Regions from separate parts of the Homo sapiens genome. Here region 2 is linked to region 1. Evidence: read pairs that join two places in POLR2A ChIA-PET (ENCODE). Cell type or tissue: Caco-2. All regions are shown on one strand. Region 1 has its middle 10 kb from the start of MYCBPAP. Region 2 overlaps EME1 (essential meiotic structure-specific endonuclease 1).

Region 1 (2,500 bases):
TCAGGTAATCCACCCACCTTGGCCTCCCAAGGTGCTGGGATTACAGGCATGAGCCACCGCGCCTGGCCATCTACTGCTTTTAAGAAGCAGAAGGTTGGGAGGCTGAGGCAGGCGGATCACAAGGTCAGGAGATCAAGACCATCCTAATACAGTGAAACCCTGTCTCTACTAAAAATACAAAAAATTAGCTGGCGTGGTGTCATGTGCCTGTAGTCCCAGCTACTCAGGAGGCTGAGGCAGGAAAATCGCTTGAACCGGGGAGGCGGAGTTTGCAGTGACCCAAGATTATACCAATGCACTTCAGCCTGGACAACAGAGCGAGACTCTGTCTCAAAAAAAAAAAAAAAAAAAAAAAAGAAGCAGAAGGGGCCAGGCATGGTGGCTTACACCTGTAATCCCAGCACTTCGGGAAGCTGAGGAAGGAGGATTGCTTGAGTCAGAGGTTCGAGACCAGCCTGGGCAACATGGTGAGACATTCATCACTATAAAAAATTTTTAAAATAGCTGAGTGTGGTGGTGCAGCTGTGGTCCTAGCTACTCAGGAGGCTGAAGTGGGAGGATTGATTGAGCCTGGGAAGGTCAAGATTGCAGTGAGCTATGATCGTGCCACTGCACTCTGGCCCGGGTGACAGAGTGAGACCCTGTCTTAAGAAAAAAAATAAAAAAGCAGAAGGAAGGTTCACATGATCTTCTTGCACCTGCTATTTTTCAAATGCCTTTAACTCAAAATAGTCAATAAGCCAGAGCAGCAGATTTTAGGGTAGCATGTTCTTAACTCCACGGTGCCCTGGGCATGCTGGCTCTAGAGAACACAGGTCTTGAACAGGAATTCCTGGTGCCTGACAAGACAGAGAGAGACCTGTCATTTCCCTGTGCTGCTGAAACTTCAGTAGACAGCCCTGACTCCTGGAAATTTTTCCCTCTGGCTCAGCATAGAATTTGTCACCTCCTGGGTGGCTGGGAGGCTGTGCACCATGAGGCCCACTGGCAGCCTCCAGGCAGTGGGCACCCACACTATGTGACTCCTCCTACCAGTGCTCCCTGCCTTCTCTCAGCAGGTCAGGCAGGAGCGGCTCCATTCCTCAAGTGGCTGACTAATCCGGGCAGGGACTGCCCCACCTGCCTCCCAGATCCCTGACACCCGGGACACCCCAGAGGTTGCCTTTCCTCTGCCCTCACTCTAGATTAGGCCTCTCTTGGAGCCCTCCCTGCAGGCAGGGCCTCGGCTTAGGGAGGCTGCTTTAGATCTTCGGGGAAGTTGCTGAGGAAATGTGCCCCTCCTCCCAGTCCCCACCAAGCATGGACCCTTCAGATTAATCTACTAACAATAATAAGATGAGCTGTAAAAACCATCAGGCTGGCAATCCTCAGCTTGAGCGAAGTTCAAAGGTCACAGGACAATTTAAGGATCCTGCTCACACACCCTAGTTTGAGCACAGGAGCCCTGAATGGCTCCCACCTGGGTCCCCGGAGTGTGCATACTGTGTTCAGATTCCAGCTCTGCTGCCCATTCACTGCTTAATCCTGGGTGGGGCACTTAGCCCTGCTCTGCCTCAGTTTCCTCATCTGTAAAATGGGAATGCTAATGATATTCTCTACCTCACATGGTTGTAAATGTTCAGGAAGTTAGCACCCATAACTAAAACACCAAAGAAAAATAGATACATTGGAGTTCATCAAAACTTTAAAAATGTTGTACATCAAAGGGCACTATTAAGAAAGTAAAAAGAAAACCCACAGAATGGGGGAAAATATTTACAAATTATGTATCTGATAAGAGTTTAATATCCTCAATTTATAAAGAACTCCTACAGCTCAACAATGAAAAGACAACCCAATTTAAAAATGGGCAAAAGATCAGACGCAGTGGCTCACACCTGTAATCCTAACACTTTGGAAGGCCGAGGTGGGCAGATCACTTGAGGCCAGGAGTTCGAGACCAGCCTGGCCAACATGGTGAAACCCTGTCTCTACTACAAAGACAAAAATGGGCCAGGTGTGGTGGTGCACACCTGTAATCCCAGCTACTCGAGAGGCTAAGGCACAAGAATTGCTTGAACCTGGGAGGTGGAGGTTGCAGTGAGCCAAGATTACACCACTGCACTCCAGCCTGGGCAACAGAGTGAGACTTTCTCTCAAAAAATAAATAAAATAAAAATAGGCAAAGGATTTGAAAAGATGTTTCTCTAAATAAAATACACAAGTGGCTAATAAGCACATGAAAAGATGCTCAACATCATTAGCCATTAAGAAAATGGACAACAAAACTATGATATGACCCCCCCAACCCCCACTAGGATGGTTATAATAGAAATAATAATAATAACAAGTGTTGGTGAATATGTGGAGAAATCAGACTGCTGGTGGGGATGCAAAATGGTGCAGCTTCTGTGGAAAACAGTCTTGCAGTTCCTAAAAAAGTTAAACTTAGTGTCACCATATGATCCAGCAACTCCACTCCTAGGTATATGCCCAAGAGAATTAAAGACATGTAATCATA
Region 2 (2,500 bases), 120 kb before region 1:
AATGACCTCAGAGACAATCCAGTCCAAGTCCCTTATTTTATACTTGAGGGGACTGAGGCCTGAAGAGATTGACTTGTCTAAGCTCCTAGCAGTTAGAAGAACCAGAAATAGATTGCAGATTGCCAGATATCCAAAGAATCTGGTATCTTTTCTTCTACTATAATGGACTAGATGTAGTTTTTAAATGAATCAGCAACTGGCCCTATACCTGGCAACAAAGTGAGCACTCAAATTGTCAAAGGCACAAAAAGGCCAGATGTAACATGGCGCCCACCTCTTCCAAGGTCAGTGGGGGGGTTTTCAGTTGCCACTTGAGGGGAACAGGTGTAGAAGAGTAATGAGCAACTTACAGCTCTCCAACCACGCTGTTGCAGGAAGCTCCGAGATGAAACTACCTTCTCCTTCTGTCTGGAGAGTGACTGGGCTGGAGGGGTGAAGGTGGACCTTGCTGGCAGGGGACTCGCACTAGTCTGGAGGAGACAGATTCAGCAGCTGAACCGAGTCAGCCTGGAAATGGCCAGTGCAGTTGTGAATGCCTATCCCTCCCCACAGCTCCTGGTACAGGTATGCTGCTCCAGGGCTCAGGGGTCACTGCCCATTGCCTGCGGGCTCAGTGGGCCCCCAGATTTCCATGGACAACTGTTGAGGGCCCACAAAGGCCTCACAGGTCAGCAGTGCAGGTCTACTAAGATCAGTGTTGCTAATGCTGACCCAGGGAGGGAGGACAGGTTCTCATGCCCCAAGCCAAGCGTAGCACCCTCCATGCTCATGGAGAAGGGATCACCATGGATGGTACCATATTAAGAGGTCATCTACCACTTCCAGGCTTATCAGCAGTGTTTTTCGGATAAAGAACGCCAGAATTTGCTCGCAGACATACAGGTGCGCCGTGGGGAAGGTGTGACATCCACTTCTCGCCGCATTGGACCAGAACTATCCAGGCGTATCTACCTTCAGATGACCACTTTACAGCCACATCTCTCTTTAGATAGTGCTGACTGATTCTAGCCCTCAGGGATGAGGATGAAAAGCTGGAAACTTCCACTTCCCCAACCTCAGAGCCTGACTGTAATGAAGAGACTGGCAGCACCTCCTGGAACACAAGCCTAGGTGAGGCCCAGTCTTTCTTGGGTCTTATTATTTGTGAAGGTCTCTCTGCCTGTCGGCTGGGGCAGAGACTGAAATACTGCCACCTACCTTTGGCATTTAATGTTCCTCTCCTGGCAAAAATTCACTGCCACAGACAAACCACCCCCACTCCTACCCAGCCAGCCCTCAAAACACAAAGGAACAAAGACAGTCCACTCAGACACTTATTTAATAACTGTAGAAATCCAAAAGAATTAGCATCAAATCTTGAAGTCGTGAGTGAAGCTGCGGGTTGGCTTGACTGGGCTCAGCCACTGAGCTGCCTCAACCGGCCAAGGAACGGGATTATGATGACTATGCGGACTTCTATATTGTCTTCATCTCATTGTGTGTATTATGTATTTAGTTTCAATAAAGCATTTGTACCAATGGCTCTGGAGCTTGGAGGAAGACTAAAGGAATGTGTAGTGATTCTGAGTAAGATGTAGACCTACGCAGCAGAGCTATGGGGGAGAAGATTAACAAAGTCCTTTCTTCCAATATCAGGATAGTCATGAGTTGCAGTCCCATCCAAAAGGTCATTAGGGCTAAAAGGCCCTCTGTGTCTCTGAACTATGAGATTCTTGCTCCCTCCGGGGGAGCCAAGGAGCTTGCAACTGGGAGTTTGCAGTGAATGAGCACCATGACACAGTCATTTCTGATCCCTCTATCCAGCTGTTGTGAAAAGATGAAGCAAAGGAGGCAAGAAAATGCTTAATTTAGCAGACAAGAGAATGGACAGTGTGATCCTTGTTTGTGCTAGCCATTGGGTGATGCACCACTTTTCAGCTCCATGATGCTACTTGTTTCCCTTCATATCCTGTTTCCATTTATGCCCTTCAGTTATGGTCTAGAATCAAACAATTCTAAACCTCAGTGTCTTATGAAGCTGACACTTCAAAACCTGCAGAAGCAGGTTGCCTTTGAGGTATTTAGTCACACCAAGTACAACTAGAGCTGTCATAGACAGTGTAGGTTTGCAGAGATCCACCTCCTTGCTTACTGGCAATTAGGGAGTTAATGCTCTAAAATTAGGCAAGGAGCCTGGACTGTTGCCATTTTATGGAAGCCACATAAGTTGGGCAGGACTCCACAGGAGCTGCCCGTGACCTGATGATAGCAAGAGATTTCTATCTCTGAGTCGTGAAATCTGTCTACCATGAAAGAGTCTATGCTTCACCTGAGGAATAATCGATTCTGGTGTGAGTTCTGGTCTCTCAGGACATTATAAAGGAGGGAAAATGATGTAAAGGGAAGAAAGAATACCAGAGTGGGAATCCAGTTTTGCCTCAAACTAGCTGGGAGACTAGGCAAGTCATGGAAGACCTCAGTTTCTCTGTCTGCAAGTGTTATATTGGACTGGATGGTCATG

What was found. ChIA-PET counts read pairs that join two places held together with the same protein. Peaks named below come from ENCODE experiments on the same cell type or tissue, not always from the same donor. Only the 100,000 strongest peaks of a DNase experiment are listed, where the experiment ranks them.
Region 2: POLR2A ChIA-PET joins it to region 1 with 7 read pairs; 8 of 35 experiments call an interaction of 5 or more read pairs at or near these places.

What each region holds. Positions count from the first base shown.
Region 1 is chr17:50,497,140-50,499,639 of GRCh38, forward strand. No RefSeq gene overlaps it. Among named protein-coding and RNA genes, the nearest start is that of MYCBPAP, 10 kb to the right of the region's middle. In Caco-2, no CTCF peak of the experiment used is centred here; a DNase peak (open chromatin) is centred at 1,072.
Region 2 is chr17:50,379,938-50,382,437 of GRCh38, forward strand. It overlaps EME1 (essential meiotic structure-specific endonuclease 1), which reads left to right. Exons shown (of 9, transcript NM_152463.4): 8 at 375-564; 9 at 826-1,546. The coding sequence ends at 1,002. It overlaps LRRC59 (leucine rich repeat containing 59), which reads right to left. Exons shown (of 7, transcript NM_018509.4): 7 at 1,301-2,500. Among named protein-coding and RNA genes, the nearest start is that of EME1, 8.0 kb to the left of the region's middle. In Caco-2, CTCF peaks have their summits at 1,197 and 1,413; no DNase peak of the experiment used is centred here.